Regions from separate parts of the Homo sapiens genome. Here all the other regions are linked to region 3. The links are chromatin contacts, found by Hi-C or POLR2A ChIA-PET in ENCODE. All regions are on one chromosome and are shown on one strand. The core of a region is the stretch at or near the end of the contact, and the rest is flanking DNA. Distances in the headings are between cores, read along the strand shown.

Region 1 (3,689 bases), core at 813-3,312, 140 kb after region 3:
ATGACCACCCTGACTCATGTCCCTTGTCTGCATAGGTGTTTTCCTATAAATGTTTAATTCCTGAGGTTGCTGAATCTCAGGGCTTGGAAGGCCCAGACTGGACAGGGGAAGGGGTACAGTCCCTTCTTGCTGGTATGTTGGGAAGCTCTGGTGCAAAGGGCAGTGATGGCCCTTCAATCCCAGGCCCACAAGCACCACAGCCAGGAGAGTCAAGGTTGGATATGAAGAGGGACTTCCTGAAAGCAGGCACAGGAAGGGATGGGAGCTCAGCTCACCGGGTGCTAGACAAGGGAGTGTGTCTCTTTCCCCATGAGTGACAGCAGCCACAAGGGGATGCCCAGCATTGGGGGTGGGGTGGGGGGAGGGCCCTCCGTGCTTTCTGGCTCTTTGGGCCTGGGGTGCAGCCCCTCATTTGTACTTGCTGGCTGCCCCATGGGGGCTTGGGCTAGGTCTCCCTGCCGGTGGGGAGGGAGGTGTGGAAGCTGGTTTGCCGGGGCCACCCAGTGTGGGCTCAGGAAGGGAAGGAATGTGACCAAGGCTGGGTGTGGCTGGGGAGAGCACAGCCAGTTGTGGGTTTTTCTTGGGGCCCAGATAGATGTGAGCAGAGCTGGAGGCCCCTCTCTCCCAGCCCCCGGCACACACACTAGGACCTTTCTTCATCATGCAGCCGTAGAGCTGGAGGCCAAGGACACCCTCTGGAAATCTGAATTCCATTCGCTCTTGGCAAAGAGCAGCTTCCTGCTTAGGGAAGGTGCATGCGTGCGTGTGTGTGTGCGCGCCCGCGCGCACACGACCACAGAGGCTGGGGGGAGGCACGTGGGGAGGAGGGCTGCCTGTCGAGATGTGTAAGATGGCCCCAGTGTTACTAGGCACTAGATGGCACTTGCAAAGCCCATTCGGAGGATTTAGACAAATACCTCGAGTGAGTGAATCTGAAGCATGCTAGTTGTGTTGCCTTTTAAATAGGCTCTGGCTTAAAACAGTCACAGCGAAACATGCCTTTGAATTGGAAAGCCAGAACTTTTTGCAAAATAATTTGAAAAGTTTGTTGAACCTTAAACCTTTCCTGATGACTCCTTCCTTCTGAACTTAACTCGTTAAAGTTGCTCCAATCCCAGCCCAGTGCCAGACCAGCTTCCTGGAAACTCTCGCCAACTGCTGGCCTTTGGAAAGGCTTGTCACCCTAATAGCTGTTTTTTAAAAAAAAAAAAAAAAAAAAAAAAAAAAGCTCACTGGGCACCTTGGCTGCAGGGTCTGAAAAGTCCTTTGTGTTAGCTCCAGCTGCAGAGTTTTTCCAGGCCTCGCTTCTGGGGCTGACTGGAGCTGTTTCTCTTCGTTTCCTCTTACAGTGGCGGGCACTCAGCCGGCTTCTTCCCGCCTGACTTCTCTGCCAGAGCCCAGGTGGGGGACGGGGATGCCAAGGGCAGAGCCCCTGGAGAGGCTAGTGTGGGCATGTCCTGAGTGGACAGACCTGAAGGTGGGTTCACTAGCCTCTTTCTCCCATCCTTCACCCTATTAGAGGTAGTGCTCTAGCGGGGAAAGATTAGGGCCCCTCTAGGTCAATATTGTGTCATTTCCCCAGAATAGCCAGGGCCAAACCAGCTCCCAAGCAGTACTGTTTCAGAAGTGAAGATAACTCACCTCTCCCAAAAGCAGAGTTTTGGCAATATAAAACATGAAAGTGGGATGGGATCTAAGTCATATTTTTTTAATGAGTTTAAAACACGTGTGTGCATTAGAAAACATTTAAACACAGATATTGGGCAAATTAATTGAAAAATATATTGTCATTTTGCGTTAAAATAAAAGATGATCTGAAAATGGAAAAAAGTTACATAAAAACGTAAATATTTCATGAGACATAGCAGTCACAACATGCCATACACATTTCTTCCAGAATCACTCCACTGGAAATTCTGTAATAAGACATACGTAACAGTTTCACTTCCTAGGAGATCCCAATTGCTCCTCAGATAGGGTGGAGAGCACCCCTTATTAGAGGGTGGTTGGGCTCTCTAGGAGCCCGCCCAGGGCCTGCCCTGACTCTGGCTCTGCCTTTCCCTGTCAAAAACCTCTTTGTGCTGGAGCAGCCCCTGCTCCACAGAGTGACATGAACCAGAGACTCACAGCACTGTGTGCGGGGAGCTGCTGCCCGCAGGGCATACCAGCCACGTGCATGCAGGGCTGCACACTGCCCTACCGTGCATCCACTGCCTGGCCAACACCTGCCTTCTGGGGAGCCAATCGTGCTTTATGTATTCAAGGGTTGTGCTACAAAAATCATACAACAGTCTTTACACACATGGTAAAACCAATTCAGAGTACAAAAGGGGTGAAAAATAACACTCTCCCCACCCAACCCTAATTCCCAAGTTTCCTTCCCTAAAGGTTACCACTCAACACTTTCCTATTGCATCTTTCCAGACGTATTTTATATAAACAAATATACGTGTGTCTGTGTGTGCATGTACTTAGTAGATACGGCTCCTTTTTATACAAATGGTAGCATACTGTATGTATTTTTCTACACTTTGCCTTTGACTTCTTCCATAGGTATGCCATACTTCTTTTTGAGCTGTACATACAATGCTGATTTATTATGGTGCAGTACATCTGAGAAGCATTTTTATTGCAAAATGTGTGTTTACATGTATACAGACACACGTGTGAACAGGTGATGGCTCTGAACAGTGTAGTTGAAGTGCTGTTTTCTCATGGTTGGGCTTCCAGTATAATTGGAAGGAGCATAGTCTCTGTGTTCAGCTAGAGATTTAGCCCAATGGGCTGGGCTTTTCCCAGATAGGACATGCTCACTGTTCTGCTCAGATTGTTAGCTGTAGTCTTTCTGGCATCAGTTCCATTTCTGGTGAACACTTGGACTTGGCAAAAGGCATAGAGGTAGTGGTACAGGAAAGGTCTAAGAAGGCTAAGGACCATCATACTGGGTATTCAACAGCCAGCTCTCCAAAGAGGCCTCTAAGAAATGGGTAGCTTCACAGATTCACAGATAGATAGTTCATTAAGGTCTTGAGTATTTCCAAGGGAGCACTAACTGGACTACAGCCTGGCAGGAGATAACCAAGTCATATGCATAGTGGCTTTGGGTACGATGGTCTGCTGTATGAAGCAACCCTAGGACATTTGAAGAGAATGGAGTGATGGCCAGTGTATTGTGCTGGGATCTACCACAGGGGTCATGTTGTAATGACACCTGTCAGCTTTGACTGGGGAGCCCTTTCATTTCTTAGTAAGTGTTCAGCCCCAGTGTGCACCACTTAAAAGGAAGACACTGGTATGTTCTGGAGATGGATCTGTATTAAGACATCTAGCAAATCTCCTTTTCATTAACAGCTGCAGAGTTTCATTGTGCCATGATTTATGGAACAGATCCTCTGTTGATGGATATGTAGGGCAGCTAAAAAACAGCAGCCATTAACCATTCAAATATATTCACTACTGAAATGACCACTTATGAAATTAGTTTCCCTGAAACATCCCTCCCTATTGAACACTGTTGTTTCTCCCTATCCATCTTATCCCTACTTGTATCTCTGCTGACTGACCTCTTTGGCTGTCTCTTGTCAACCAAAGACAATATAAAGCACACACAAAGTAAAGAGGAACTTATAAAGAGGAACTGTAAATCTTGTCAAAATAGGAGATTTCATCAAGTTAAAGAAAATGATGTC
Region 2 (3,512 bases), core at 706-3,205, 200 kb after region 3:
TAACAGCTCTGGAGGTCAGATGTCCGACATGGGCTACATTCAAGGAGCCAGCAGAGCTGGTTCCCACTGGAAGCTCAAAGGGAGGCCCCACCTCCCTTGGCTTGTGGCCTTTCCCCACGGCCCCCTTGTCTCTGCTTCTGTCCTGCGCTCTTCACAACCTCCCTTCCTCCCTCTTTCTCTTATGGGGAGTGCAGGGGTGATCTGGAGGAGCCGGTCAATAGCAGCGTGGTGGGGTCTGGCAGAGACAGACTGCAGGGGGCCTGGGAGGCCCCAGGAGGCAGGTGGACTTTGTCCCTAGGCATCCAGTGCAGAGGTGAGACCTGTATGGCCACAGAGTCTCCCTATCCAGGCCCCATTACCCTGGGGGAGGCGGATTATGGTATGAACTGCTGCAGGTGGTCCAAGAGGGGCTGCCCCTGGGAGACGCAGGGTTCTTCAGTAATGGTGGTTTCGAAGGGCAGAGGAGGGAAGAATGGAGGGATGGGGGACAGACGCTGGAGCCGTTTTGGTGGCAGGCCTCTGTGGCTGTGGCCAGAAGCAGGGCTGGGCACCAGGCCAGATGGACCAGAGGCTGCCCCCAGCTGAACCAACTACAGAAATGAGAGCCCCGGCCCAGCCTCCTCCCAGCCGCCGCTCTCTGGGAGCCCAGCTTTGCTCATAGAAAAGGAAGGCCCTTGTTGCCCTGCATTGGGAGCAAACACTTCCTTTGGCCTCACAGCTCAACCTTGGACCCAAAGGTCCTCAGGGACCTGGGGGAAAGAGAGGGCAGCCAGGCACCTCTGTTCACGGCAGGGGCTGCGTTGCCCAGCCTGGCAGAGGGAGGCAGCCCCTAGGTACAGTCCCCTGTGCCCACTCGAGGGGGTGCTGAATTCCTCAAGGCCTGAGTCAGACCTGGTGCAGCTTCATAAAGCCAAGGGTGGCAGGCGGAATCCAAGGGGCCTCACCGCCCATGCACCCCACTGTTGCATGGAGAGAACAATGCCCAAATGCCCTCGTCCCACAGTCGGCATGCCAGACCCCTCGGGAATTCAGGCCTTGGTGAGTCTGGCACATTCCGGCTGTGTGTCAGCGGGAGAGGCCTGGGAAAGGGAGCCAGCACTGCAGGCCGCCCACCACACGCCCACTCGGGCACCGGACACAGGGAAGGCGGACACCCAGGGCGGCCATCTCTCGGGACAGGAGGTGCGGCTCCAGGTTCTCACCCAGGAGAGGGCTTTCCTCCCATGTCAGAGTCCCCTTCGCTGCTTGAGGCAAGCCCTCCGGAACAGACCCATCTTTTGGGGGACCCTGTGGTCATGGAGATCAGGTTCCTAGAATCACCCCCAGCAGCGCACACAGGAGGGCCTGAGGCCCAGAGAAAGGCGCCTGAAGCAAGGGAGGGGAGGGCTGGTCCAGAGTCCCTGTCCCCTCTGCCAGCCACCCAGGAGGCTCCTATGGCCCCATCTCCCAGCTCTTCCGGGTGGAAGACAGTGGTGGGTAACTCACTCAGCTAGAGCGTCTGATCACACCACTGCAGCGGCTGCTCACAGCCTTCACCATCAGGACCACAATTCTGAGGGCCCTTTGGATGAAGCCATCTCACAGAGCTGTCTCCTGCAGAGAGGAGAGGAGAGGGAGGCCGCCTTGCCAGCAGGGGACCAGCGAGGTGTGGCCTGCAAGCCGTGGGCTCCTGTGTTCCTTCCTCCCCCTTCAGAGGAATGGGAGGAAACCAGGCTTGAGTTCCTGATTTTTGCCCTTTAGGGTTTTTAAATTGTGGGAGAGCCAGGAGTGCCTGCGTGGTGGCCTCTGTCGACTCCATTTGCTCTGAAGCGGGGCTGCGGCCAGGCAGTGCCTCTCAGCCTTCTGTTTGGTGGGTGAGGACGATGCTTGGTCTTGCCTCAGGAGCATTGCTGGCACCTCTCATGTGCTCCTGGGCCTCTCCCCAACCCTCACCTTGGCATCCCCCAATATCCAAACAATAGTCCACAAAACAAGCTGCCCCGTGGGCACTGCGAAGACCCTCGGGGCCAGAGCCACTCCCTCAGGGTGCTGAGGCCACCAGCTGGGGCCTCCTCTTTCCACACTATTCCTGACGCCTGGGCTGGGCAGGGGACTCCTGGCTTCGTTTCTTCCCTCGCCTTTGCTGGGCCATCTTTCAGACCTTGCCTGGTACCTTCTCTCCCCGTGCCAAGGCCTGGAGGTGATGTGGATGCAGCCGGGCAGTGAGGAGCGCAGGCGAATGTTACAGCAGGCGCGAGCGAAGGGGCCCGAGGCACCGGTGCTTCCGACGGGGCCCGAGGGCCGTCTGACCTTTCCGGCCACGGGGCAGCAGTTGCGTGAGCAGGAACAATCGCCCCAGTGTGCAAGGCACAAGCGGCCTTTTCTTCCTCACCGGGCCGGCGCACACAGCTCCCAGCCTGGCTTCCCTTGAACAAACATATTTATTGTGGCCGCCACCGAGGCCTCGCCTTGCAGCCGGAGCCTGGGGGCCTCTGTCCCACCCACTGGGGCCCAGGGAGGGGACCCCTGCCCTGGCGGTCTCCCCTGCCCCATGGGCCCCAGCCCCATCTTGCCTGAGGCAGGGGTGGCTCTGGTCCCACCCACCCTCTGGAGGCCCAGAAACTCGAGGCTCCTGCTGGGGGCTGGTGACCACCCACAGGCAGCAAGCCAGCCAGGGTCCTGGGAAGAGGGGGTCTGGGACACAGCCACACCTGAGCCCATCCTCCACCTGGAGCCAGCCCCTTACCTTCTGGAGCCTCAGTTTCCCCCTCTGTAAAATAGGAGGCATCACCCAGCCTTGCACGTCTCCAGTGTCCCTCAGAACGGCTCTGGCCCCGCAGCTGGGGTCTGAAGAGCAGAGCCCTGAGCTCTGAGATCCACTCCCACCCCCACCCCCACCCCCAGGCCTCTCTCTGCCTTCCCTAGTGCTCCTTTGTGTGTCCAGAGGGAAGGGGCATCCTCCATCAGCACTGACCCCACTCAGGCCTCTCAGCTGCACTCAACACAGGGGCTCCCCACACTCGCCCTCCTTCACTGCGACCCCGACCCTCACTTTCCCACAAACCCTCAGTCTCCTTTGCTCAGCTTCCTTCCAGACAGGCTGGCCCAGGCCCTCCCCACGGCTTGGCTTCCCTGGGCGGTGTCAGGCAGGGACAGCAGCCATAGGTGGTACCCCTAGTGAGGGGGACTCATTCTAGTTGCAAAGATACAGGTAGAGCATAGGGACCCCAAAGAGTAGCAGGGGACCCCCGAGGTTGCTGCTGGCAGCTCCTAGGGAGACAGTCGGGCACGGTGGGCACCTTGAGAGGAAGAACAGCCAGGCCTGGGCAGCCCTGGGGGAGGAGCCAGGCCAAGTGTGCTGCCCTCTTGGCCTCAGATCTGAAGCTATAGAGCCTCCTGGAGGGCAGAGGCAGTGGAGAGGGGTCTAGCGGGCAGGAGGGGGACTTCAGGCCTTCCACACACACACACACACACACACACACACACACACACACACTCTCTCACTCTCTCTCTCTCTCTCTCTCTCTCTCTCT
Region 3 (3,653 bases), core at 288-2,787:
TGCCACACTTCCCAGCAGTCTCTCGAAGCACTGGCCGCGTGGAAACAAATCCTTCAAGGGGATTTGAGGGTCCAGCTGTCACTCAGTCATGGCCATGGTGGGGGCACGTTGGGGACACAGCAGAGAGTGAGGCAGCCGTGGGCCTGGCCTTGACAGGCGGATGTACAGACACATCAGGGCCGAGACTGAGGCGTGGGCTCTGGGTGGGGAGACAGTGACCACTTGCTTGGAGGAGGGGGCGCTCAGGTGGGAGGGGCACAGTGAGAAGGAGGTAAGCTGGTGCTGGCGGGGCAGGCAGGGACCCCTCCCAGGGCTCACAGCTTCCAGCGGACAGCAGGCACAGGGCTGTGGGGATCAGAGCACAGGCAGAAGTCACCTGACAGCAGGTTCCCGAGGCTTCAGGCCTGGAGGAGTGAGGACGGCTGTTGGGTTCTTGATTCCAGCAGAGGGAGGCTGTGCAGGGTTGCAGGAAGGACGGTTGGGGGCGCTTCGGGGAGGTACGAGAAGCAAAGGTGTTTGCAGCCCTTGGGGCCAGGCGGCGGGAAGGCCTGTAGACGCCAGAGGGCGCTCGTGCTACATGCAACTCAGGAGCTGCTGGCACCCGCCAAGGAGTGCTGAGCGCGGGGAGCCCAAACCACAGCCTTGGGGAACCCAGGAGGGGCCGGGCGGGTGCAGGACCCGCATGAGGGATTCCGAGAGCACGATGTTTAAATGTTGGGGGAAAAAATGGATCAAAGCGATGTGTTCCCAGGGAGCCCCTGTTTTCTCGTTTCTTTTCGTACGCCCAGCTTTGCAGTGCCAGAAAGCTGTTATCTCAGCACTGCTAAGGAAACCCCAGCGCGGCCTCGGAGGGATTAGGCATTCTGCTGAACCAGGGATATGCGGTGGGCCTGAAAAAGCCATTTCGGGAGGAATCTGGTCTCGGCTGGGGTCCGGCCGGCACCGTGAACACCACGTGAACACCACGTCGGAAATCTGCTGGGCAGGGAGATTTCCTCAAGGCCTCCCAGGGAGGAGAGCCACTTCCTGGGCTGCAAAGAGGGCCCCAACCTGGCTTCTGAATTCAGAGGGGGCTGTGTGTGCACGTGTGTACGTACGTGCATGTGCACGTCTGTGTACCCATGTCTGTGGAAGTGGCACACGTGTGCATGTGTGCACTCAGTGTACGTGTGCGTGCCTGTGGGTAGCTCCGTGCGCACATGCGTACACATATGCCTGGTGTGTGTGTGCACACGTGTGTCTGACGTGTGTGTGCTTTGCGTGTTCTTGCCTGGGAAGGAGTTCCCGGTTTGGGTGGCTCTCCTGTTTCTTGCCGAAGCCAGCTGCTGCTAGAAACTGGCCCCCTGCTCTCTGCAGTAAGAGACCCTGCCCTGGCCCAGGTGAGGGCCTGGCTTTTGTCTCCAGGATCACAGCTTTTGTCAAACTCCACACAAAGAGAGAGGCACTCAAAAGCACAACACAAACACGGCTAGTCCGCGCCTTTGGTGGTGAACATACCAGGGAATTGTCCTGCAATGCCTGTGGTTAAAAAACCCCGTGAGCTGCGGCCCCGGAGGCCTAGGGGATGAGGTCATCGCTGCGGCTTCCTCCCCTCTGCTGAGGCTCCCTCCGCCCCGCCCGGTGGCCCACCCCTCCCGCCAGCTGCAGCCTCCACTGCCTGGGTTTCTGCTGCGCCTTCAGCACACAGCGAGGCCTCAGTTTCCCTCCCAGCTCAGAGCAAGGCCTCAGTTTCCCTCCCAGCAGCAAAGTGAGACCCTGTAGGGAGTCTCTGGGCCTCCGTGACGGCCCTGGGCGGCCCTCTCTGTGGAACAAGGTCGGGTCCTGTCCTCAGCGCCCTGGCCTCCACTTGCTCAGGGCGCCCGCAGGCCCGCAGGTCCTCACCTGGTGTTTTTCACCTGGGACCCGCAGCTGCTCTGATGAGGAGCCTGCTCTGCGCACGGCCTGGGGCGGTTTCCCGCAGCACCATTTCTGCCGCTGCCGGGAAAAGACGCAGAGCAAAGGCACCTTTGCCCAGGTTGGGGAACCAGTGGGTGACTCAGGATTTTCCTCCACCCACCCCGAGGTCTGACTCCCTCTGCAGCTGCCGCCCGCTGAGGGTTGTCTTCCTCCCTGCCTGCCTCGCCCTGCCTGGTGAGCTCCTATGGGTCTGACGAAGCCCCGTCCTGCACACTTGCTTCGGGGGCAACTCCCCACTAGACTGGTTGCCCAGGGACGGGGGTACCCACTCCCTCCTCAGGGCTGCAGGGTGCTCTGGGAAGAGTTGTGTCCCTCTGTGGGCCTGTGGGCTCACTTGCCTTTTTGTCCCTGTCACTTGGGAGCTACCCAGCTAAGACCGGTCCCCACCACCCAGGCCACTCTGAGGCTTCAGAACGCGGTCGTCTTCTCCCTGGCAGGGTTGTTTCCGCCTGCATTTGTTCAGCCAGCAAATCTTTATTAAGCACCTACTGTGTGCCAGGATCTATGTGCAAGCAGCCCATGGGCTCATGAAAGGCAGAGCTGGACTGAGATTCCGCACCCCTGGGATCCTCACTGCAGGGCCCTGTGTATGTGCGGGCTGGAGCCCTGGTTCCTGTCTGCACTGAGCCCCTGGAGCTAGGCCCAGAGGACTTGACAGATGTGGGCCCTCTGTCTGCACAGCCCCCAGGGCACGGGGTGGCCTGCAGCTCTGCCCAGCCAGACTTCAGGTCACTGCCCCATGAGCCTGTAGGAGAAACTTCTCACTCATCTGTCCTGAGACCTGCCTGGAGCCCACCCCAGGGAGACAGAGGCTCTCGGAGCCTGTTCAGGGTGAAAGGACGCTAGACACTGGCCTGCAGGCTTTGGGCGGGTAAGGGTAGCGAAGGTGAAAGTGGACCAGGGGCAGGTGGAGCAGGGTAGGCCCAAGTGTCTGTCTGGGGCAGCTGGGGACACCCAGGTGGGCTGAACTTCAGCTGCCACCCAGCTTCAGCTGCCAAGGCTCCTCCCGGGTCAGGGTCGACCCCTGATGTCCCGGCAAGAGTTCCAAGAACAAAGGCTCAGAATCCACCAAGCGGAACTTGAAGCCACTGCCCTGTGGGGACAGGAGAAGTGACTTGGCCGGCTCTCCGGAGCCCAGTGTTGATCACTGAGGACCACCGGATACAAGTCCCTCCTGCCTTCCCCTTTAGTGACACTGAAGCTGTTGAAATCCCCATCCACCAGGAGCTCCTGGTCCTGGGGAGCCCTGTGCAACCCACTCACTGCCTTTCAGAGCCCTGTGGCGTCTCTCTCATGCGCTGGCCGTAGAGCTTCCTGAAAGCATCTCTATCACCCACTCTGCACCTGAGAGAGGGCGGTCAGGTGACTGGTACCCCCTGAAGACCTGGGACCAGGCCCCCTGCCTCTGGGAATCCATCAAAATGCTCCCTTCTGAGGCCGCTTTGCTGGGCGTAGGATCAGCCTTGCTTTGAGGGCTGTTTAGGAGAGGAACCCCGGCGCTGCTGCTCCCCGGAGGCAGCCAGTGCTTGTGATGGGCACCCTGCCTCCAGTGTTCTGCTTCAGGGTGTGGGATGCACAGCTGGGGGCAGGGGCGCTGCTGAAGCCACAGTCTCAGAGCCTGAGGCCCACGGGGCATGGCATGAAGACCCGGTGGTTCTGTTCCCCCGGGACAGCCTTGGTCCAGCCTCACTGGCCAC

What was found. A loop is a pair of places that touch in the nucleus more often than their neighbours do. ChIA-PET counts read pairs that join two places held with the same protein, here RNA polymerase II (POLR2A). Pooled maps may share reads with other maps.
Region 1: a loop to region 3 is called in a map of sciatic nerve, with 2.0 times the contacts of the local background. The contact joins two enhancer-like sites. A Hi-C loop is called at or near these places in 4 of 168 maps with a recorded cell type or tissue (Caco-2, HepG2, heart right ventricle and 1 more), 2 of 37 single-sample maps with no recorded cell type and 3 of 50 pooled maps. POLR2A ChIA-PET finds 5 or more read pairs at or near these places in 1 of 52 experiments (IMR-90).
Region 2: a loop to region 3 is called in a map of dorsolateral prefrontal cortex, with 2.1 times the contacts of the local background. The contact joins two enhancer-like sites. A Hi-C loop is called at or near these places in 1 of 168 maps with a recorded cell type or tissue (dorsolateral prefrontal cortex), 3 of 37 single-sample maps with no recorded cell type and 2 of 50 pooled maps. POLR2A ChIA-PET finds 5 or more read pairs at or near these places in 2 of 52 experiments (H1 and HepG2).

What each region holds. Positions count from the first base shown.
Region 1 is chr11:2,673,634-2,677,322 of GRCh38, forward strand. The region is part of intron 11 of KCNQ1 (potassium voltage-gated channel subfamily Q member 1); the gene reads left to right. It overlaps KCNQ1OT1 (KCNQ1 opposite strand/antisense transcript 1), which reads right to left. Exons shown (of 1, transcript NR_002728.4): 1 at 1-3,689. Among named protein-coding and RNA genes, the nearest start is that of KCNQ1OT1, 25 kb to the right of the region's middle. Within about 2 kb of position 2,063, at least 9 of the 41 ENCODE cell types and tissues checked have a DNase peak (open chromatin) inside an H3K27ac peak, as active enhancers do.
Region 2 is chr11:2,730,341-2,733,852 of GRCh38, forward strand. All of the region lies in intron 11 of KCNQ1 (potassium voltage-gated channel subfamily Q member 1), which reads left to right. Among named protein-coding and RNA genes, the nearest start is that of KCNQ1OT1, 32 kb to the left of the region's middle. RefSeq lists an enhancer at 1,408-1,577. Within about 2 kb of position 1,956, at least 2 of the 41 ENCODE cell types and tissues checked have a DNase peak (open chromatin) inside an H3K27ac peak, as active enhancers do; they include dorsolateral prefrontal cortex, where a contact is called at or near this core.
Region 3 is chr11:2,532,399-2,536,051 of GRCh38, forward strand. All of the region lies in intron 2 of KCNQ1 (potassium voltage-gated channel subfamily Q member 1), which reads left to right. Among named protein-coding and RNA genes, the nearest start is that of KCNQ1, 89 kb to the left of the region's middle. RefSeq lists enhancers at 298-407, 3,158-3,653 and a silencer at 1,164-1,324. Within about 2 kb of position 1,538, at least 16 of the 41 ENCODE cell types and tissues checked have a DNase peak (open chromatin) inside an H3K27ac peak, as active enhancers do; they include dorsolateral prefrontal cortex, where a contact is called at or near this core.